Regions from separate parts of the Mus musculus genome. Here all the other regions are linked to region 1. The links are chromatin loops, found by intact Hi-C in ENCODE. Cell type or tissue: gastrocnemius. All regions are shown on one strand. Region 1 holds the start of L3mbtl3 (L3MBTL3 histone methyl-lysine binding protein). Region 2 overlaps Gm30034 (a long non-coding RNA gene). Region 3 overlaps Arhgap18 (Rho GTPase activating protein 18).

What was found. Peaks named below come from ENCODE experiments on the same cell type or tissue, not always from the same donor. Only the 100,000 strongest peaks of a DNase experiment are listed, where the experiment ranks them.
Region 2: it touches region 1 in a loop (2.5-fold over the local background); 18 of 42 quality-filtered maps call a loop at or near these places.
Region 3: a loop joins it to region 1, with 8 times the contacts of the local background. A loop is called at or near these places in 39 of 42 quality-filtered maps.

The regions. Positions count from the first base shown.
Region 1 is chr10:26,369,202-26,377,201 of GRCm38, forward strand. L3mbtl3 (L3MBTL3 histone methyl-lysine binding protein) reads right to left here and starts at 4,871. Exons shown (of 22, transcript NM_001359254.1): 1 at 4,500-4,871. In gastrocnemius, a CTCF peak has its summit at 3,903 (motif pointing right); DNase peaks (open chromatin) are centred at 2,422, 3,921, 4,322, 4,577 and 4 more places; H3K4me3 peaks cover 3,994 bases; H3K27ac peaks cover 3,353 bases.
Region 2 is chr10:26,490,325-26,498,324 of GRCm38, forward strand. Gm30034 (a long non-coding RNA gene) reads left to right here. Exons shown (of 6, transcript XR_871559.3): 4 at 4,513-4,596. Among named protein-coding and RNA genes, the nearest start is that of Gm30034, 59 kb to the left of the region's middle. In gastrocnemius, a CTCF peak has its summit at 4,128 (motif pointing right); DNase peaks (open chromatin) are centred at 4,138 and 4,385; H3K4me3 peaks cover 218 bases.
Region 3 is chr10:26,886,669-26,894,668 of GRCm38, forward strand. It overlaps Arhgap18 (Rho GTPase activating protein 18), which reads left to right. Exons shown (of 15, transcript NM_176837.2): 11 at 1,113-1,319; 12 at 3,064-3,204. Among named protein-coding and RNA genes, the nearest start is that of Gm30534, 75 kb to the right of the region's middle. In gastrocnemius, CTCF peaks have their summits at 4,120 (motif pointing left) and 4,324; DNase peaks (open chromatin) are centred at 2,708 and 4,116.

The sequences.
Region 1 (8,000 bases):
AGAGGACCTGAGTTCGACTCCCACTGGGCAGCTTGCAACCATCTGTAATTCCAGTCCTAGGGGATCCAACAGCTTCTTCTGACTTTGGAAGGAACCAAGCACAAATATGCACAGACATACATGCAGGCAAAGTATGTACACATTTAAATTAGTAATAAATCTAAAAACAAACATACAAACAAACAAACAAAAAAAAAAAAAAAAAAAGGAAGAGAAGGAAAAGACAGACAAAGCAGGCTTGATGGCATACAGCTTCAATCCCAGTGCCCTGAAGCAAATGTGGGAGGATTTCCGTGAGTTCCAGGTCAGCCTGGTCTACATAGAGTTCCAGGCTAGAGGTACCAATCTGAGATCCTGTCTCAAAAAGAAGAAGGGGAGGATGGGGAAGAGTAGAAGGAAGAGGGAAGGAAGGAAGGAAGGAAGGAAGGAAGGAAGGAAGGAAGGAAGGAAGGAAGGAAGGGAGGGACACTGCTAGAAATCTTTGACAAGTATATTCTGTCCTGCACTTCACAAACCTGGCCACACCGGGAGGGTAAACTGGCCATCACCTACTTGAATACCTCTTCACAATTCCCAAAATCTTAGTTTGAAACTTCCTTCCACAAAGAGCAAATGTCAGTATTTCCATTTTTTCAGAAGGGGAAATCCAGGTGAAGGTGACCCAGTAAGTCATACAAGATGATAGACTGCAGGCTTCACTTATCTGATTCCGGGTCCATGGGCACGGTGTCTCTTCCAGTAAAGACTCACAAGTGCTGTCTGGAATTCAGCACACAGAAACTACACTGGCCACCCCGCTCTCCCCAGGCCCATGCTCTTATTTGCATGGGCTTATAGCTGCTTCTGCCCACTGTCTCTGCAGCACCATCCACACACTGACAAAAACTAAATCTATGAATTCTACCGGCTGCTCTACTTAAGACAATCCACAAACAGAAGTGACAATAAACTAGTGTTCACAATCACTTTTACTCTGGCCATCATTCAGTTTCATTTGTAATCCACCTGACTCGAAGAAGATAATTAGTTCTGCTCAGAAAACCGAGTCCAGAGAGATTGTTCAGAGGGTAAAGGTACCTGACAAGCTGACTTCAACCCCCAGGACCCATATAAAGATGGAAAGGAAGAAGTAACTCCAAAGATGTTTTCTAACTGTCATGCATGTAATATGGTGTGCCACTTTTACAACCTCTCTGCTCTCTGTCTGTCTGTCTGTCTGTCTGTCTTTCTCTTTACACACACACACACACAGAAATACTAACAATAAAATTTAAAAGGAAAGTTAACTTCATTCCTTTTTGTTTCTGCCAAATAAGAATTAGCAAACTCTTTAAATCTCAAGACAGAGGGGGCAGGAAAGTCAGTGGAAAAGAAGAAAGGAAGACTAACGGGTTGAACCAGCATAAGGAACAGAAAGCACTATGTAGATATTCTATCCCAGCAGTTGGCTTCCCTCATCAGCGACTGGCCTTGATCCTAAAGGAAGGTCCTGGATTATTTGTTGGGAGTAAACCAGTACCCTCCAGGATAACCAAAAAGAACTTATTAGACAACATTTCTATATTCCCATAGAAATGTTTTCAAAAATTCCTAAGTCTATGCTACATCCCTAAGACATGGTCTCTGGCAGAAGAAGGGCTTCTTCATAGGAGTCACTTAAATGTTAATTACATGTTAATTAACCCCCCCCCCCCCAAACTGTCATAAATTTTAGCTACAAAATTGTAGCTCAGGCTGCAAAGGCATTTAAAGCTCCTGTCTCTTCCCTACCATTGTATATCCACCTATAGAAGGTATTAATTGATTCACTACTGCTTTGTTCTGGATTCCCCACTTTTTCAATCGATCAATCAATTGTTTTCAGTAGAAAAAAAAAAAAAAAAAGGAACTGAACCGCCAGTAAGAATTCAGTAATGAGCCGGGCGTGGTGGTGCATGCCTTTAATCCCAGCACTCGGGAGGCAGAGGCAGGCGGATTGCTGAGTTTGAGGCCAGCCTGGTCTACAAAGTGGGTTCCAGGACAGCCATGGCTACACACACACACACACACACACACACACACAAAACCAAAAACAAAAAAAAGAATACAGTAATGGTTGAGTGGTAGTGGCACACACCTTTAATCCCAGAATGCCTGAGGCAGAGGTGGGTGCATCTCTGTGAGTTGGAGGCCAACTTGGCCTACAGGGAGAGTTTTAGGACAACCAGGACTACACAGAGAAACCCTTCATTACCCGTCTCCTCCCCCAAAATCTAGTAACAAGGAACTGGGAGAAGGCAAAGTCAATAAAGAGACAGCCAAGAAAGCACAAAGACCCGAGTTCAGATTCCCCAGCACTTCCCTAAATCCCTAAATCCCGGAGCGCTCTCCTCTGTAACCTGAGCACTGGAGGGAGGGCCTGCAGCTCACTGGCCAGCCAGTCTAGCCAATCAGTGAGCCAGGTTTGGAGAGAGGGAGGGGGGAAAAAAGGATGACTGGGAGCAGAGCAGGAAAGCTTGTAACTGTAACAACTCAAGCTGGTCTCTGGCCTCCCATGCAACCATACCAAAGGCACACATACGCTACGGGACACTCCTTTTTGCCCAATGCTTCTTTCACCTTTTCAAGCACGCCTACTGTCTACTTGTTCAAACATTCAAAGCAGTTCCCACAAACTTAAGTTTTGTTGTTGTTTTCCTTTCTACTAACCCTGTCACACACTCTCTTTAATTTCCAGCTGCACTGGAAACCAAGTGTCCAGTGAAAGACATCTGTCTGGTGACCTTCAGAACTGCTGTGTACCCCCAAGACTTCTTTTAAGGATCTAGCATTGATTATATTGGAGGAAAAGGAAAACAAACAAACAAACAAACAAACACCCTCAAAGCACTCTCATAAAGCCCTCGCATCCATAATATACAATTCAAACTCAACACCCATCACACCACACTGCACTGTGTATTCAAATTAACTAGGTACATGTAAGGTGAAATTAATTTTAATCACTCACATCATTCCCGTACTCTAAACCACATAATAAAAATTCCCATTGTAAATAAGACTGTTACCCAAGCACCAGGAGGGAAATACAAATTCAACTCCAGCCTGAGCTACATAGATGGATGGACCCTGTCTCTTTCACTGTGACGGACAGGTGGTAATTACAAGAATGATTCTATACAACCTTAATCCCTCCTGTTTTTATCCTTAAAATTCAATGTTTTTTTTTTAAATACAGAATACACACTGGGAAATAGTTATGTAACCCATGCATATATAAAGTGGTTTAAATCGTAAATTATACAAAGTATACTGAAATAAATGTTTTTACTCAGTGAATCAAAATTACACCGTTACGAGAAGATACTATGTATTTTATGAGTATATATTATGTAAGTTTATACGTAAATTGTTGAATAATTTGTTAGCCTGAGATTATATGCATCAGAGACACATACAAAATGATCAGTTCATATAAAAGCTAATTTCAGGTTTGTTTTTTTTTCAGTTTTTTGCAAAGTGCTAAGCACAGGTTTCATTTTGACTTTTCCTTAACATTCCGAATTAAGCTACCTGCTATGAGTCGTAAGAGGGGAAATAAAAAAAAAAAAAAACGGAGGTACAGATGATGGTAAACAGAAGACAAACTTTCTTATCTAGGGAGTGTCAATCTCAAATCTCAGAATAAAAAGCTTTGGTTTTCTTACTGTATGCAAGAAAGGATGGAAATCACAGGGTCCGCAAGCTTAGACGTCATTGTTCTCTGATTTACAAAACTTCTATTTCGGACTAGCATCCTTTCTCACATCTGGCTGCAACTCAGGTCTTCTAATTACTTCCACGTCTAAACGGACTGCATGTAGCTACAAGTAAAGGCCAAACTTTGGTCTTGTCTCTCGAACTTAAGATGCGTTTAACCACTAGAGGTCCCCCCTTGGCCAGTTTTGCAGGCTCACTATTTTGCTGCACTTGAAACTTTCCGGCTCTCTACTCGAGTCAGTGTTTTTCTAAAAACTTGCGCAAAAATCCACGCAACCGAGGTAGCCAGTACAGAGCTTCCCGGGCTCCCCACACCAATAAAGGCATCATAACCAACCACCTACGAAAATTGAAATGAAAATTCAACTCACTCATCCCAGGCGACGCACCTCCCCCCCCCCCCCACACACACACACACTCAAACCGGTTTCTTATTTCTCGTCTCAGTTTCCCTTAACTTAGAACAATTCTTTAACATCTATTTTTGTTCCTGGGCACTTTGGATGATCTTAAATGCATGCTTTTGGCGGTAGCCCCAAGGTGGCAAAGGAGCGGGCCAAGGGATGCAGAAGGCGGGGGGGATGGGCCCAGCAAACTGCGCCCGAGAAAGTTGCATAAGGAAAGAGACTCCGTTTTTCGGGTCCCCCCCCCCTAAAAAAACAAAAAAAAGAAGAAAAATAAATCAGCGGGGAAAGGAGAGGAAAAGGAAGCTGGGCGGTGGCTGCAGGAGGACAGAGAAGGAAAAACCAAAGCGAGTTTACCTTCGTGTCCCCGTGGAAGGGTGGGGCAAGAGCCCTGACCCACGCGACCCGGCAGTGCGGCTGGATCTCCCACCCGTTTGGTCGGAGCGCGGACGGACAGACAGACACCACGGCCGGACGCGAAGAAAGCCGCCACGCTGGTCAACTTTCTCTCACGGCCCCGCGGTGGGCCGTGATCGGATCAGATCCGATCGTGAGGTTCGGGTCCTAGAAACCCCCACACACATGCACTTTTTTGCCTTTTGGATTTTTTTTTCCTTTTCTCTTTTTCCCTTTTTCTATTCTCCCAAGAAGGCGATTAAAGTTTTCCCTCCGCCAGTGCGCCCCTGGCCCCGCCGCTCTCAAGTTTGCCTCCTCCTCCGGCCGGCGGCTGGCTGGCTGGCGGGGCGCGCGGCGGATGCCTCCGCTCCTGCGCTTCCCGATCCCCACCCCCGCCGGCCTCTACTTCCCCCGCCCCGCCGCCGCTGCGCGAGGCCGGCCCCGCCGGGCCCAGGACGCGAGCGTGGACCAGACAGTAGCCCATGAGCGCAGATCGGCGCACGCACGGGTGGCGAGGCGGACCCCGGCCGCCGGCCTCGGCCACCCGGGGCGGCGGTAAACAAGTTGCAGGCTCCACGGCCCCCGCCGCAGCCCGCCACCGCCTCGCCTCGCCTCGCTCGCACGCCCGCGCCCGCACCGGCGGCGCTGCGCGGAGAAGATCGCCGCGACGGTGCGGGTGCCCGGCCCGGCCCCGCGTCCTCCACCCCGCGGGGACGGCAGTGTCGAGCCCGCGCCGCCGCGTTCCCTAAAAGCACTTTCCTGCTTCCAGCAGGAGGAAAAAAAAAAAAAAAATCCAGCGGAGGCTTTATTTCTTTCTTCTTCTTCTTCTTCTTTTTTTTTTTCCGTGCAACTTTCCCAAAATGGCGGAAATTGGAGGCGATCTCTAGGAAATTCTCCCACAGTCGGCGGCGGGGAGCGGGGAGGTGGCGAGCGGGGAGAGCACACACGCAAACTCTCGGCCGCCGGCCCCGCCGCGGCTCGGGTGTGCGTGCGGGTGCGGGTGCGTGTGCGCGGTGCGAGTCGCGGAGGGAGGCCTCTCGGCGCGCGCTCACACTCACACCGACACACACTCACCGACACATACACAGACACACACAGCCACAGAGACACACACTCACACACACATACACACACACACACATACACACTCACACACATACACACACACACACACACACACACACACACACACACACGGCCGCGCCAGCGAGACGCGCCTCTGCCACATTCAACCAGTCGGTTCTCCGCAGCCGAGCTGGCTGGCGAGCAAAGTGGCCCGGCCTCTTTTCCCACTGCCTCGGTCTCCCGTACTTGGACTTGTCGCGCTCGCCCGCCCGCCCGCTCGCTCGCCCGCCCGCCCGCTCGCTCACCCGGTGCGCGCTCGGCACAAAGGCCACACGGGCGGAGGGGGCCGCAGGGGCGGCGCGCCGGGGCTCGCGTCCTCCCGCCGCCGCACCGATCGTGCCCGCGGTCCCCTCCCGAAGCCGCCCCCTCCCCCCCTTAGGCTCAGGCCGACCGCGCTCGGCGCCCCCGGGGAGGCTGCGGCTCCGCCGCGTTTCCCCCCCACCGCCGCCCCGGACTCGCAGCCCCGCGGTGCCGCGCTCCCCCCCCCCCCCCCAGCGCCGCCACCCAGCACCCGGTGTCAAAAAAGCGACCAAAGTGACAAGCTCCGGGCGGGGGGAGGGGGCCCACACGCATCCCGCTGCCTGCGCGCGGGCGACGGCCGAACGCGGCCGCCTTGGCCCGCTCCCTTCCGCACGGCCCCCCACACCCTTCCCCGTGTGCGCGCAAAGGAGGAAAAAATACAAGTCTCTCCTCCCCCCATTTTTTCCTTTCTCTTTTCTCGCTCTTTTGTTCCTCTTTCGCACTCGCACTCACTACTTCAGAGTGAGATGCCCACAGACTCCCCCTCCAGCCGCTTCCGAGTCACTTGCCCACTTTTTTTCCCCGGGATTAAGTTTTCTCCTCTTTCCCAGAGGCGCAGAGAAGTGGGGGAGAAACCCCTTCTTTCCTTCCCCTCCCCTGATCTCTTTCCCAAGACGAGGGTGCGCTTCCTTCCCTCTCTAGGTCTCAGAACTTTCATCCTCACCCAGAAAAAAATCAATGAATGGCTCTGGCGCAGGCTGATCTGCAGATTAATTAGAGATTAGATCTGATCAAGCGCTCCTTACCCCCAAATTTTCTCTCTTTTTTTTTTCTCCGTCTCACGAGTAGTCCTGACAAATGGTCCAGGGCTGCGGGCGCAGTGCGCATGTGCGCGTAGAGTCAGGGCTGGGGAGAGGGGAAACTGCGCTGGTGCCGGTGCCGCCGCCGCCGCCGCTGCCGAGGAGGCTCGCACTGCCTTCCCTCTGACTGCTGCTGCGCCTTCGCCGCTGGAAAGCCGCGATTGAGCGGCTCGGCCGCCTCGGCCGCCCGCACACAACTGCTTCAGGTGCATCTCTCCGCGATCCTTGTCGCTGCTCCGAGCTGCTTCAAAGAACGGCCCAAACAAATGTGAAAGACCGAGAAGGTTATAGATTTCTTTGTCTGCTTTTGCACTTTACTTTTTTTCTACAGCAATTTGCAGAGCAGCGAATCCACCATGTGCTGCTTAAACGTGTGCATTCAGCCATTAAAGAGTGGGCCCTGGACTTACACCACTGCTACCAGGGGCTAGATCCATGCCACAGGTCAAGAATAAAATGGGAAATAAAGTTCTTCGCTTGTACAGAGTTTCATTTGCCCTTTTCGGGACTGGAAGAATGCATAATAAAGTCTGAAACTTGCGCGTTCTTTCCGCATCCTAAATGAGATTTGTATTGACAGCTTCTGTGGGTTAGGCCTCTGTTGTAAGGGATGCTGGGAGTTCTACCTCAACTTAGAAATCCCTGGTAGAGTGCCTAGGCAATAAGAGAGGACTGCCCGCTTAATGTACTCAGTCAAGATGGCTGAGCTGCTTAAATAGCAAACCCTGCCTTTGTCAGTTCGTCAAATCTGAATCAAGCCATTATTGTATTTGATATTGGCAGTTTTCTGTTTACGGACTGCAAGCTGACTTCGGGGGAGTTTACAGTTCCTCTTTTCTACAAGGTTCAGGGGAGGGAGGGGGCAGACAAGATAATTCAAAGTAATTAAACTTGTGATAAATACTTCAGGCCAACAGGAGAGTTTGCTGTGAAAGGAAAAAAGCACTAACGCAAGCCCTGCACTTCTTCGAAAGGGAAAGCAGTGGGGAAGTAAAGGAGGATCCGCCCCCAGCCTGGACTGTTTGCTTTGCATCTAATAAAGGGTACAGGGGCCTTTCCCTGCTACTGTTGCCTGAGGCCTAGGACTTAAATATATATCACAGATGGAAATTCCATATTAAAAAGCCTTCCTCCAAAATGTAAGATTATTCTTGATTAAAATTTTTTTTTCACTTAAGGAATGGTCCTTGCACTAGTTTCAGAAAATAGACTCTTAAATTCTCTCTTCAGGCCCGTG
Region 2 (8,000 bases), 120 kb after region 1:
AGATGAAATGAGAAACATAAATTGTGTGTTTCTGGGAGCAGAGAAAAGTTCCGGCATCCCAAATCCACAACAAACCAAACAGTTGTTTTATGAAATATCCTCTATATCAAACTCTCCTAAGCCGCATGCCCGCATCCACTTGGTTGAATTGTTTCCATAAAGAATGTGCAGACTGTGATTCACACATTTCTCTCTTACTCTTTTCTTTTTCTTTCTTTTTTCTTCTTGTTGTTGTTTCTTGTTTTAAGACAGGGTACCCTGAGTAGCCCTAGCTGTCCGGAACTTACTCTGTAGACCAGACTGGTCTTGAACTCACAAAGTTCTCCCTGCCTCTGCCTCCAGTTTCCTCTCCCTGACCCTTGGTCACTGTTGGCTCTTTCCTGTTTCTACTTGCTCATTTCTCATGGAGCCCTGTAGGAACACAGCTTCTTCAGTTGCTCTCTACTCCTCTCATTAAGGTTGAGCAGGTAACATATAGTGGAGAGGACTCCAGCTGTGGATGCTTGGGTCTACCTGTTCTAACTAAATTGTTTACGTTTTCTGCTTGTTTTCTCATCTGCAAGTTGGAAATGAGAGTCAAGGGGGTGATGGTGAATGATATAGAATTGGTATCTGGGTCCAAGTTGGGATGAGTTGTGGAGGAGGAGGAGCTATGAATTAAGGACTCCCAAAGACCCTACATCATCTGTTTCCATGCTCAGGTAGATCTTTGAGGAATAAGGTTACTTAAGAAGGCAAAATGTGTCTGTTGCAGTGGCATATGTCTGTAAGCTCAGATCTCAGGAGGCAGAGGCAAGCAGATCTCTTGGAGTTTGAGGGCAGCTAGATCATTACAGTGTAGTGAGACCTTGTCTCAAAAACAGACAACAAAACCCCACACAAAAAAAAAAAAAAAAAAAAAACACAACCAAACTTGTTCCTAGGGGCAGTGTTGGATCAACCTCAGTTCTCAGCCATTCTGTCTGTCAGGTTCTCAAGGGCAGCCCTGTGCTTCCAGGCTGGGATATGCAGCCTTTTGCAAAACCAGGCATCAGGCCATATCCAGGTATGGTACTCTCCATTGCCCAGCCAGGACCACCCTGCTGTTATATGTTGTTTGATTCCCCCCTCGCTCCATCTTGCTAATTGCTGAAGGAGCACATTTTTCCTCTTACTCTGTGTTCTCAGATAGCAATAGGCACAGAGATTTGATTGGCAGACCAGTGTGTAAGTGGATGGAGGACGGAGGCGTCTGTAGTGAAGCCGTGAGTATTGCTTCAAAAATACTTCCACACAGGCTGCTTGTTGACCGTAAATGGATTTCCTTTTATATATATATATATAAAAATGCACTGAATCTAGAGTAAAATTAAAATAGATCACACAAGAGAATCTTTTAAATAGGGAGCTGGAAGACAGAAAGGAAGATAGAATATAGAAATGCACACATTTTCCACAGACTCAAAGGCAAGTGAGTAATTTGTCTGTCCGCTGTTTTGCCTCAGCCCAGGAGTTTAGAAGGTATAATGCATTGAGGTCTTAGGATGAAACAGTGTATCATTAGAGCCTTATTTTTCATGAAAATATTTTCTTCTAACTGAACTCAATGCCATCCAATAGAGGAATATCTTATTGAACAAGATAGACAGAAATCTGGTTTCCATTACAAGCGTCCCTAAAAGGAGTGCTTGGGCCTTAGTGCACTAGTGGAAAAGGAGCTTAGCATTATAATTCACTTACCATGACTCGTGATAAGACAGTATTAGAAACAGAAAAATAACGCAGCAGTGATCTCTATTCTTTCCTTTATTAGCACTAAATCCTTCCCTGAAATGTGCTGAGAACATCGGGAACAGAGGAGAGACATGTTAAGACATGTTTGAATTCCAGAGGTCTGCTCCAGAACATTTCTAGGAGCTTATAATTCATCTAGCAAGCTTTCAGGAAACCCCTGGATCGCGGAAAGTCCTGGGAATGCCGAGAGGGGCGCGACACGTGGTGGGTGCTGCTTTCAATCAAAGTGCAGTCTGGCAATTCTGGCACATTGGTGCTCCAGTAAGGAGCCTAAAGGGAAACACCTGTATCTCTCCACACACGGGCTCTGTAGTCACTTATGGGAGATCTGCTGGCTGCTGATTTAGTGAGAAAGAACGATGTGGGAAAAGGCACAGAAATAATTTATAGGGTCCCCCCCCCCTCTAGGATGCTTTCATCTTGAAATCATGTTTGGACCGGAAACACGTTACCCACAGAGAAACAGACATGCTAACAGTGATGATAGTCAAGACAGCAGTTAGTAAGGGTGAAGAACCTCGTGTTAACTGGATTATTTCTTAAAATCTCAAAGCTTTTTTTTTTTTTAAGTTTCAATTTTAAGATGGTCTGAAGAGGAAGAAGAGTTAAAAATAAACAAATTTCTCTTTATATTATCTATAACTAGGAGCCAGATCTTAGTTTCTGATCCATTCTTCAATAAAAAGAAAGGGGGGTTCAGCTTAAGAACGGGTGGTTACACGGCGGAAGCAAATGTGTACAGAGTAATGGAAACATTTCAGAGACGCAGAAGGCAGCCCGAAGGAGCTTTCAGTGCCAGAATTGGAACAATGAGACTCAAGATAACAACAACAAAAAATGTTATATTGGGTTATCCAAAATATAAAAATAAATACCCATTATCCCCGTGATATAAATAGCTAAACACATAAGTCGATGGACGTGGGGGATGTGGCTGGCTCCTCTAGAAACGCCTCAGTTTTAAGTTCTGTGGTCCTCCAGGGACCACACTTCAGTGTGGGCTTTGCATTTGAATAAATGCGCATGTGCAGGGGAAGACAAGGTAGGTTGCAAGAAGCCTCGCCAGGGCACCGTCTTTAGATGGCCAGGGTGATCTCCTGTGGCAAGACTTGTTGATTTTAGAAATACTTGGTGTCTTGTGGAGAGACTGACATCAGACAAACCAAACTGAGGTGCTGCCAGACAAATACCGCACCAGTTCCCTGCAGAAACGCTGAAGTCTTCAACCATGAGGAAAGCCCAAGAAACAGGCACGAGGAGGGTGAGACACTGGGACTGAGATGTTGTCTTGAGAAGGACCATCGGAAGGAAATAGGAGGAAAAGTCAGAGAGCTGAATAGGAGATGTACTTTAATTGCTAATAAAGAACCAATATTTGCTTTTTAATTGTGATAATTAGGCTTCAGGGACCTTAGATTCTAACATAGGAGTTTGGGTATTAGGGTACATGGAAACTTTCTTCTTTGAATTTATTTTTGTGAATATAAAGCTATTTACATTAGACTTTAATTTAAAAGAAAAAATGAGATATCTAAAATCAGTAAAAGTTGATACGATTACTTTTTTAATTTAAAAAATTAGATCTATTTATTTTATGAGTATGAATGTTTTGCCCGTTGGGTATGTATGGTTACCATGTATGTGCCTGGTGCCTCCGAGGTCAGAACAGTTGTGAGCCACCACCGTGTGAGTGCTAGGAATTGAACCCAGGATCTTTATAAGAGCAGCAAGCACTCTTAACCACTGAGCCATCTCTCCAGTACTGCAATTCTATTCGATAAGTGATAAGAGGAACATAAACACTACAATAATAAAACTGGCATTATAATTTGCTTCTGTTCACTATCTGGTTACTGAGTTAGATATAGCATGCTTTCTAGCTCATGTTAGGTCCTACATCATCTGAGCAATAGGCAGTAATACTGCCAGCAACCGCTGCTATTTCTCTCCTTGTATGCTGTGAACTTTTACCCAGAGCTGCTCCACTACCCACCTGCTCAACCCCAATTTTAAGAACTTGAGACATTTTGAAGTTTTCTAGCCATGTTGCTTATAAATCTGCTGTACCTTTTTTTTCTTTTTTCTTTTTTTTTTTTAATGGACGTTTATGGTACAATCTCATTATTATAATTTTCCTGTTTTGTCACATGTGATAACCAATGTTAGATTTTAAAAATTTCCTATCTGTGGAGTGATTCCTCAAATTTTATGTAAATGTGAAATGATGAAAAGTAAGTAGATCAATGAATTCTCACTTTATGTACTTTGAAATTATGTTAACTCCTTAAATGGAAATCAGTCTTAAAGGCGGAAGGGACAAATGTATTCGAAACTGTTCCTGCTACTGCCACATGGTGGCGCCATGTCAGCTGGTGAATGTTAAACTTTGGCAAACTTTGGATTAGTCTTCAGTTGATTAAGAACTGTTTGATCTGCGCAGGAATGCACAGTTGTGCTCTGGCCTCCATTTCACAGAAGAGATAACCAGAGTCCAGACAAGTAATTACTATTCAAAGTCCACCCGGAGGTCTGCTACTGAACCAGGAGTACAATGTACTTCCTGTCTCTTTGGTCTGGAAGCGCATTTTCTTCGTCATCTCCCTCTACCCGCACCCCCACCCCGCCCCCATGGGTAGATGTGTGTGGGTGTGTTTGAACAAGTGTCTGGGTATGCATGTGGAAGCCAGGGGTCAACTCGGGGATTCTACCTTAATCATCCCCATTTATTTTTTGGAATAGGATGTGTCACTAAACAGAGTTTGCTGATTCGTCTAGACTTCCTGGCTAGGGATTCTCAGAGATCCATCGGAGAGGGGATGGCAGGTGTGTACAAAATATACCAAATCTGTTTTTGTTTTTGTTTCTTTTTCTCTTCCTTTCCCTCTTTCTCTCTCTCTCTCTCTCTCTCTCTCTCTCTCTCTCTCTCTCTCTCTCCCTCCCTCCCTTCCTCCCTCCCTTCCTTCCTTTGTTCTTTTCTTTTCTTTTCTTTTCTTTTCTTTTCTTTTCTTTTCTTTTCTTTTCTCTTTAAGGCATGGGTACTGGGGGATCTGAACTCACTGTACAAACTGAACTAGCATCTATGCCCACTGTATAGAATATATAACAACAGCCACATTTCCACCAAGAAAGGTTTTTGGGTTGTTGTTGTTGTTGCCATGAATCTCATAATATTACCTTCAAGTCCTTTATTATTATTATTATTATTAATTATTGTTTCATGCAATTTTCTTTTGCTGTTTCTCTTAAAGCTTCTATGGCAGGCTTTTACTTAGCAAAATGTTTCAAGTGCAACAAAACCTTTAAGTATCACTGGAAGAATTGACTGGAATTAACAATTTGACTTGGAAGTACTCTCATAAGTTATTGTTAAATGAAAACTTAAAAAGAAAATAATTCTAATAGCATCATTCCTGGTTTATAAGTTAGAACATGGCAAAATGTCCTGTGTAGCATGTATGTAAATGTTCATGTCTGTATGGACATGAGTGCAGCAGAAGCTTGGAGTGTTACACGGAGTTCGATCTAAATATTTATTTTATAGTTACTATAAATAAAGAGAAAGAAACCTGGAAATCTGGAGAAGCTGTGGTAAAAACAACATATGAACTGTCAAGTCATTAATTCTCCCTCCAAAACAAACAAACAAACAAACAAACAAACAAACAAAGTTAAAATCAGAATTGGGCAGCTTACATAAAACAAAAATACAAGTTATTTTTCACATCTAAAATATATTGACTCTTGTGTGTTCCAATCCTTCTGAAACCAGGGATCAAATCCAGGGTCCTAAGTGACTAGGCAAATCCTCTGCCACTGAGCAACACACACACACACACACACACACACACACACACACACACACACACACGGGAAGCCACATGTGCCGTTGCAGAGTGGTGCTGGCTTCTGCTGGCCACCAAGCATAAGTTTGGGTAAACAACCAATGTGCGCACGTGCATAAGAGTTTTTTGCCGACTCACTGCCTGGCCTGATGCATATTAATGAGGTACTGGTAGCATAACCAATCAGGTATCGACATGTCATTCCTAGGCCTATATAAGCAGCACCACTTCTGGGCTCTGGGTCTTCCTCTTCATGCTGAAGCTAGTGTAATAAAGCATTGTTGCAGAAGGATCCGGTTGTCCACGTGTGTTCTTGCTGGCGTGTGTTCTTGCACATGCTTATTTATATTTAAAAACCAGAGAAATGCAAATTAAAACCACAACAAGATTCCATTTTGAATTTATGCGAATAGCAAACAATGGTATAGCATAATGTCATGTTTTGGAAAGGACATGAACTAAGAGTTACGCTTCCAGCTTGCTTATGAGACTGCAAACTGGGACGATTCCTCTTGAATCAGGCAGGCAGCATGCATGTGCTGAAGTCAAAGAACCCAAACTGTCTGGCCCTTGCATCCACTCCCAGGGCGATGACATTGTACCCACTCATGCTGTTGAGTCATCTGCAAGAGTGTTTGGAGTCACATTGTCCGAAGGAGGAAATGCAGAAATAGCCTAAATGGATATCAGTGGTGGATCTATACACAGTGATAAATTCATTCAATAAACTACAGATTTAGTAGTTTAAATACAGATAAAGCAGCAGAGTTACTTTGAGTTATATAAATAGTATGAGGGAGTTCTCAGAAAATAATGTTAAGAATAAAGAACACATTGCAGGGAAACTATATACATTGCAGGGAAATATATAAAACTATATTTTATATATTTTAAAATATATATATACACACATGCATATATATATATATATATATATATATATATATATAATAGGATACTATGGAAAGTACTAAAACAAGCAAATTAAATATTTATATACAATATCCATATATATGTATATATATATATATATATATATATATATATATATATATATATAAAATTTGAGAGTACATGTGTTTTATAAAATACAAATAAATACCCTGAGAGTCTAACTAATTCACAGTAGCAAATTTTCTAGGACAAAATAGAGACATTTAGCTAGATATCAATTATCTTTCTGTTACTGTGACCAAAAAAAAAAAAAAAAAAAAAGACTAAAGGCAGGTCAGGGAAGAAGGGTTTTTTACGGTTTATAGTTCTCTGCTTGTCTTGGAAATTCTATCTCATATGCATTTTGCTGTCAAACAAAACCAATAGCAGCAAAGCAAATATAGAAAGAATAATAAAAAGATTAAAAGTGAGCCAGGGTGATAGTTCACACCCATAATCTCAGCCCTTGGGAAGTGCAGCAGGCAGATCAGGAGTTCAAGGCCATTCACCGTCATCTGCAGGGAGTTTGAAGCTAGATCTGGCTGTGTAAGAACATGCTTTACAAAACAAAAGATGAAGCCCCAAAATGAAAACAAAGAAAAATGTTAAAACTTATAATAACGAGACAACTTCTACAAAGTTCACTTCCTTGACCGTGTCGCTCCTTGATGCGTTTGAATGAGGTTACACCACTGCTTGCTTCGCAGGCTCAAGACTTCAGACAATTTCAGGGCAATCTAGTGGCCAAAGAAGAAAAGTCTTAGGAAAATATGGCAACCAGACCAAGACCCAATGGAAGGGTTCTTTTACCAAGACAGTACTCTCGCAGGTCCTTCTCAGAGGGGAATGCAGGCTCCTGACCATGGCTATATTAAATAAGCATTGTCCATGATTGTTCTAAAAGGATTTAAAACCAACAAGTTAACAGACTCATTAATAGCATCAATGTTTTAAAAAAAGAAAACGAAGCAATTATCCAGGATTTTTTTTTTAATTTCTCTGTGGACACTTTATTAATTTTTGCCTAACATGCTCGGGATGCATATCATCACATGCATGGAATATTTAGAATTGTCAAAGGTTCCTTGTTATAAATTCCTCCAATGCCTTTTGCTTTAATATCTGTCATACCAATGCAGTCCCTTTTATCTGCATGGGTAATTTTGCTCCAGTTCTTTCAACCTTTCTGCTTTGTTATAGACAATAAATGCTACAAGGTGGTGAACGTTATTTTGTAATCTACTCTGATAGTCTGGTCTTTAAAACTTTTAGTGCATTTATGTTCTCTTGCACTTGTAGTCCATTTATAATTATTTGCATTTGGATTTATTTATATCAAGTTACTTCATGGTCTTGGTTTGCTCAGTGGCTTTGGTTTGAGTTTCCTGTCTCATTTCTTGTACTACTTGGATTAACTTAGTCATAGTCTCACTTTTAATACATAATGGAGAA
Region 3 (8,000 bases), 520 kb after region 1:
GACATTGTCCTCCTCTTCTCCCTCCACGAGGGAGGCTTGACTGGCTTGTGCTTGTTGAGGTCTCACTCACTGTGTCACAAGGACTGAGTTCATATGTGCAGCTCTATTGCTGGGGCTGGTAGACACTATGTTATTGTAGTCACCTGTCACCTGGCTTTTACAGTCTCTCTGTCCCTCAGCCTTGAGGGGAAGGCCTGTGATATAGATACACAGTTTAGGGCTCAGCATTCTGTAGTCTCCTATGCTGCACAACTTAGCCAGTTATAGGTCTCTGTTTTAATTGCTAATCTCAAGAATGAGCTTTTCTGATGAGGCTTAAGAGTGGTGCTAGTCTACGGAAATAGCAGTAAGTCATAAAGAGTTGGATTAATGTTTTTTATTTAGCATAATAATAGTAGAAGGTTCTTCACTGGGGTCTATGATCTGTGTAGGCACAGGGTGTTGGCCCAGATAATGGGGACAAGTATAGCTTCCTTCTTGTGACTAGGCCTTAATCTAATCAGAAAGCGGTTAGTTACTGCCATGGCATTTGTGCCACTAACGACTCCAGTGGGCACATCTGGCCAGGCTAGTCATCATTGTAGTTCACAGAGTTCATAGCTGAATAAGATTGACAAGGTTCATACCTTTCTTTTCTAGTCGCACATATAGCACCTTCCAGCACCATGAAATCTAGCAGGTGGGGATGAAGCTTTGAGGTCACTACTATCTTGATGTCTCCATGTGTGGTGTCTCAAGTGACACCATGTGTGATTTCTCAAGTATGTGGTGTCTTCAGCAGAGCTTTCATACTGTAAAATCCCGAAGACCAAGAACAAAGGAAATAACCGTTGGCCAAAGAGGTAGCTCATTCCAGGCCCTGGGCTTCTCGTTTGGTAGCCTGTGGTGTTTAGTAGGGGCACTGTCCCCTTCCAGGTAATTCCATTTAAACTCTGTATGTCAGGAATATATTTTAAGAAGCTTATATAATAGGTGGTTTCCATATGACTTTTTCAGAAGGCCTTTTAGAGTTAAATGTGCTCAATTTTAAGTGACTTAAAAATCCTTTATGATACAGCATCTTAATCTCTTAGCTCCATGTATGACAGAACTCTTGGTCATCTTTGTTTTAGGCCTTGCTTGAATTTCTCCAAAGAGTCATAGATAACAAAGAGAAGAACAAGATGACAGCTGGGAATGTAGCAATGGTCATGGCCCCAAATCTCTTCATGTGCCACACGCTGGGCTTGAAGTCCAGTGAACAGCGAGAATTTGAAATGGCAGCTGGGACAGCAAATGTCATGCACTTATTGATTAGGTACCAGAAAATTCTATGGACAGTAAGTAATGTTTTTAACTTAATTTTTTACATCAGTGTACAAAGTATTGGGTGTCATAGTGACAGCTTAATGCATATGTGCCGTTAGACTTTTTTTCCCTTACTGCCTGCATTCCTTCTGGCAAGTTCTCTTCCTCCCCTCCAGGTGGTACTCTCTTTATGTCTTTTTATTATATGTTTTCCATAACCCTCTTTCTCACCAATTTTAAGATCTCTTCCTCTTCTTCCAACATTCCTTTCCTAAGACACACAGACACACACACACAGACACACACACACACACATGCAATTGTATATGCACAACACTTTAGAATTAGGTGCTTCCTATAAAAAAAAAATGTGGTATTTGTTTTAAAATCACAATAATGGTCATGTAATTTCCTAGTATAATTGTTCAAAGTAATCATGAAAATAACTTTGTGAAGGTGACATTAAAAACCAATATGCTCTTTTGTCTTAATGGTTTAAAAATACACCACACGTACAATTGTGAGTACAGAGGTGAGGAAGGCCTTGTGAATTTCTAGTTTAAAATCATAAAATTAGGTCAAGAAAGAGTGCCTTGCACACAGCCTTTCTTCCATAATTCTGCCAGCCACTTCCCCTTGGCCTGGGATTCAGGCTGTCATGTTTGAAAGCATTCACACTGTCTTTGCTTCTCCTCATTACCGTATTATCCAGAGACCTGTTATTTAAGGGGCCATAAGCATTCATCCTGCATCCTGATGGCGGAGCTCGGTCTTGAACTCGGCTTCCTGCCTTACTCTTAGGTTGATCTTAAGCTTTGACAGATAATCAACATGTGTATTGATGAGAGATTTGGTTGATTACAGTCTCCTTTTTCAGGTAAAGTTATATTCATATATATATATATATCTCAGAGAAAGAGAGTCCTTCTTATAAACATTTAGAAAAATGAAGTAAAAAAAAATCCCAAGCCAAATTATATTAACAATTTTATTCTTTAATGTGAGCTTCTACTAATCTCAATATTTTTAAAAAATATAAAATGATGCTCCCTAGATTCTCAAGGCTTCTTATATTCTATCAAAAGGCAAATGACACAGGTATTTAAAGGTATTTAAAGTAATGCCCAGTTAACATGTCTTTCTCTTTTAAGAACAACATTATTTTACAGCTACATTTTAATGACCCAAAACATTTGGTTATTAATAGAATTTCTAAGAATAAGTTTTTCCTTATCTTTAGAAGGATAGTGTGTCTTTAGGAGTACCACTGACAAATTTTTGGCTTTTGTTGATCGGTAAACTTCTTTATTCTCCGACAGCAGAGGCCATCTGGTTTGTTGGAAGGGACGTGTAGGTTAGCTTATAGGAGCTGGAGAGAGGTAGTTGCTAAGGAACGACTGCGGAGGTGCTGGCCTCCAAAAGGTCTCCTCAGGGAATCTCCTCCTGTGTTGACATCCATGGCGTGGGGAGGCCAGTATGTCCTTGAACTTCACAAAGTCTCTTTTGGAACCTTCCACAGTGGGTGGTAAATTACCCCAAGTGGATGCCCTGTTCCTGGTCTAAGAGAGTTCATGGTTCATTTCTTTTCATAGAGTTAATGAGTGGTACATTTAAATGGCTTAGCCAGGAGAAACAGAACTTTTAATCCTCTTGAAATTAAAAGCAAGAAAAAAAGATTAAAGTATTTTGTTTTAAAAGGTTCTGTATATTTTTCTTCCTCCAGCTGAAGTTTCTTGTTTTCTTTTTTCTTTTTTCTTTTTTTCTCTTTTTTTACAGATCCCTAAATTTATTGTAATCCAAGTGAGGAAACAGAATATTGAGAATCAAAAGAAGGAAAGGAAAGCCATGAAGAAATTGCTGAAGAAAATGGCTTATGACCGGGAAAAACATGAAAAGCAAGATAAAACTGCAAATGGTGTAAGCAAATCCTGAGGGTTTATAATTATTGTGATTTAAGTCCTTCCACTGCAATGTTCTCCTGTTTACTGTGCCTCGGTAGGAATATAAATGAAGGAGACCAGTTTCTTTTCTTCTAATGACCAATATTGAAAGTTGGTCAGGTGTTAGGACTCAGTGTGGAGTTTAGTAATGGTGAACAAAGAAATAATGTCAAGAGAAGACTACCCTCAATTTTCCCCTTCAGGGAAACACACACACACACACACACACACACACACACACACACATACACATACACATACACACACACACACACACACACACACACACACATACACACACACATACACACACACACATACACACACACACACACACACACATACACACACACATACACACACACACATACACACACACACACATACACACATACACACCCATACACACACACACACATACACACATACACACACACACACATACACACACACACACACACACACACACACACACACACACTCCTTTTGTATCATTCAGATGCCCACTACTGAGTGAAATTCCTCAGCACTCCACTAAGCTTCATCCATAAGAATTCATAGAGAGACTTGACTGGATTGGGGGTATCTTGAGGCAGAAGATCAATCCTAGATCCATGAAAAGTATTTAAGCTTTGTAATTTGATCAGAGGAATTTTAACTTACATTATAGAGAAGAAAATTAAGATAAAAGATCTAGATTTACAAACTAGTGTAGGGATGGATATATTAAGAACCATGTTTACGAGAATGAAATATGCATGAAAATATATTTATGAATTGAGTTAGCCATGCTCTGGTGGCAGCTCTCAGAATGAGGGAGAGGCCTTCTATTGTTCTGCTTAAGGGAAAACACCCCTCGCCCCAACGGAAGTTGCTCAGTTGCATGCTGCCATCTTGTGGAAAACTATGAAAGTGCAGTTGTCAGCCTTTGACCAATTTTTCTCCTATGGTCTGCTATGGTTGGGGGATGAAGGAGGGGGGGTCTCTAAATTATATATATATTTGGCCCGAACCCATTTGTAGCTCTCTCTTAAAAATACTTTCTTAGAGATGTAAAAATGTTTTAAAAGTCAATTGTAAATATCTCTAAACGATACAAAATAGAAGTAAGGGAAATTATCAATGTTGTTTATAGTTGTTTTAGAACTTAATTTTAAAATAGGGCTAGAAAGGAATTGTTACAGGTCATTTTTCTTTCACTTTGGAGTGCTCTGATACCTCAAATACAATGTAAAGAGGGGACTGGCATTGTAGTCCTGGCTGTTCAAATTGAGGCCAAATTAAGTGCCCTTTCCTTTTCTGAAAAAAATTCAGATATTTAGCCAAATTCTGTTGATCCAAGATACCAAGTCCTAATCACCCATTAGCTTATTCAAAGAGGCCCAAAGCTGGATGCTTGCTTTCCCACCCTATACAGAAGTAGGCAGCTCAGACTAACTTGTGTGTGTATGTGTGTGTGTGTGTGTGTGTGTGTGTGTGTGTGTGTGTGTGTGTGAAGGAAGCCTGCGCCAGGTACTGCATACTAGGAAGCAGGCATCAGGAGGCTTCAGAGGGGCTCAAGCTTATTTGTGAAAACAAATCATCTCTGCAAGAAGAAAGAAGTGTAGACTGACTGCAGAGGGCATTCCTAGGGTCGCAGCCCCACACCTGGGGCCAGTTTGGACTATCTTTTAGATTGAAATTTTTAAATTCAATTCCAGAAATTTACCTTTCAGGTTGGCATCAAAGAATCAAGTTGGTATCTTAGAATCGTATACATAGGAAAAAATTATAAATGAGCAAACAAATGCACAAAATGAAATTTACTTGTGTATAGATGATTTTTTTTGTGAAAGCATCCATCCATCCATGCATCCTCTAGTGCTAGAACTGAAAAATCAAAACTGGAAGTTTTAGGCTAGGTTTTGTGACCAGTAGGAGGTTGCTACTGTCCAGCAAATGGCTGGCCCTGCAGCCGATCCCTTTGAGTGCAGTGTAAGCCACCTCACCCCCACTGCCTTGTATTTTATCACTTTTCTTCCTTGATTCTTCAGCTAAATCATCTTAATGTTCAGCCCAGGCCCTAAATGGTATGGCGGTGGTGGAGCACACCTTTAATCAAAGCACTTGGGAGGCAGAGGCAGGAGGATTTCTGAGTTCGAGGCCAACCTGGTCCACAAAGTAAGTTCCAGGATAGCCAGGGCTATAGAGAGAAACCCTATCTAAAAAACAAACAAGAAAGAAAGAAAGAAAGAAAGAAAGAAAGAAAGAAAGAAAGAAAGAAAGAAAGACAGACAGACATTACTGGACAAAATAGACCATCTCTATTAACCATGGAAGTGAACATTTTTAAGCAAAGTAAATACAAAATAAATAAATAAAAGTATAAACAGATTATATAGTATTTTACTGTGTTGTAGGCCATGCTTTTAATGTGTGTGTGTGTGTGTGTGTGTGTGTATGTTTATATAGGAAGGATGCAGGGGAGGGAGGACGGAATGAAGGAGGTAGGAAGAGAGAGAATATGTGATCATGTAGGAGACCCAACTATGGTCCAGGATGGACTGAAACTCACAAATAACAAAAGACAAATTGGAACTTCTGACCATCCTGCCTCAACCCCAGAGAGCTATATTGCAGATAAATACTACCATGTCCAGCTTCTATGCAGTGCCCAGTGGATTTGTTCATGCTAAACACACTACCCACTGAGCTGGATCACCAGCAACCCTCTTTGGTGTTAGTACAAAATATTGTGAATATAGCAAACAAAGTGTTTATTTCATTGAGTTTACCATAATTTCATCTTACCTCTAAATTCTCTCCAATCCATGGTACCTAGGAAATCCATTTATACTGATTATCATTTATCGAAAATAACCATTTCAATTTTCTTCTGCTACAAAAGTAAATTGGAGTAGGGAACTAAGAATTAAGTCTCCCTGTGGAGCCCCCAGCTGATGGGGGGGGGCTTATGCAAATAAGGTTGGCTTGGAACATAGGGATATACACCTGCCTCTGTCTCTAGAGCTATAGGATTAAAGACATATGCCACCATACCTGGCTTAAAAATATATTTTAAAAAGGGAGGGAGGAGGGGGAGAGAGAGTAAGGCAGACAGAAAAAAGAAAGAGAAAAAGAAAAGAAAAAAGAGAAAGAAAGAAAGAAAGAAAGAAAGGAAGGAAGGAAGGAAGGAAAGAAAGGAAAGAAAGAAAGAAAATTGGAGAGGAGCCTCTTGCCCTATCAACTTAGTCAGCTTGGGTGTTTATTCATTGTAAAAGTATGAAGGAGGATGGAAGTTTGAGTTCTGTGTCTGACACAAGAAGCTCATTCTGGGCAGAAGGAATAGTCTAACAGTCATAAGGCAGGAGCTTGGTTGGGTCATTTGAGCACTAGCACAGTATGAATATGCTGGCATGAAGCCTGCTTGGCAGCAGGGTAGTTTGAAATGAGGTCAGAAGGGCAGTCGCCATAGATCACACAGAACCTTGGAATTTGAATTTAACCCAAGCAAAATGAGGCCATTGCTAGATTTTGAGTAAAGGCATGAAATATGTGTGGTATGTAAAAGGAGTAGGAGGTCCTTAGATCCAAGGTAAGGGACAGTTGCAGTTGTGGCTCAGACTAAAGTATTGGTAGAGGAGTAGTTGGATTGCCATTGTGTTTTAAAGTTGGAGTCATTTGGATTCATTACTTGAAAATCATGAATTGTAAAAGAATAAAAGAAAGGGCAAAAAGAACAACTGCAGCAGAGGCAGACGGATCTCTTGAGTTTGAGGCCAGCCTAGTCTCGAGTGGTGACGCACGCCTTTAATCAAAGCACTTGGGAGGCAGAGGCAGGTGTATTTCTGAGTTCGAGGCCAACCTAGTCGACAAAGTAAGTTCCAGGACAGCCAAGGCTACACAGAGAAACCCTATCTCAAAAAAAAAAAAAAAAACAAACAAACGAATAAAAAAGAAAGAAAGAAAGAAAAAATCCAGACAGACAGACATTACTGGACAAAATAGACCATCTCTATTATCCATGGAAGTGAACATGAAGCTAAATTCTCAGTGAGTTCCTGGACAGCCAGGACTACAGATCAACTGTCTAAAAGAAAATCGCTGACCCAAAATTCGAAATTTGTGATATGAGGAATTAGGATGACTGGAAAGATCTTAATTTCAATATGGGATCTGTTGCATATGAGAAGTCAGATAGACGTCTAAAGCTAATGATAGACGTTTAAGTGACTTTGGAAGGCCAATCAAGACCCAGGTCAGCCAGAGAGGTCTACGGCTTGCCACTGCCGGTGGGAAAGCAGAAACTGGGTCCAGGCAGAGCCATGCCTCCATTCCGTATTTCAATGGGAATTTTACTACAAACTTGAGGCTCTAGTGTACTCAATTTAAGGCAGTCCTTGTGAGGGACAGTCTAGGGAGTACAATGAGGTTTGGTAAGAGACACAGGGTAAGACACAAGTGATAAAAGTATTTAAAGAACATTTGTTGAGATGTGGCAACCATCTGAAAGTTATGCTGCTTATTGGATTTTTGAAAAAAGACAAGTTTCTAATTGTGTGTATGTTTGTGTGTGAGAGCATGTGTGTGCATGTCTGTGTATGTTTGTGTGTGAGAGCATGTGTGTGATGTCTGTGTATGTTTGTGTGTGAGAGCATGTGTGTGCATGTCTGTGTATGTTTGTGTGTGAGAGCATGTGTGTGATGTCTGTGTATGTTTGTGTGTGAGAGCATGTGTGTGCATGTCTGTGTATGTTTGTGTGTGAGAGCATGTGTGTGCATGTCTGTGTATGTT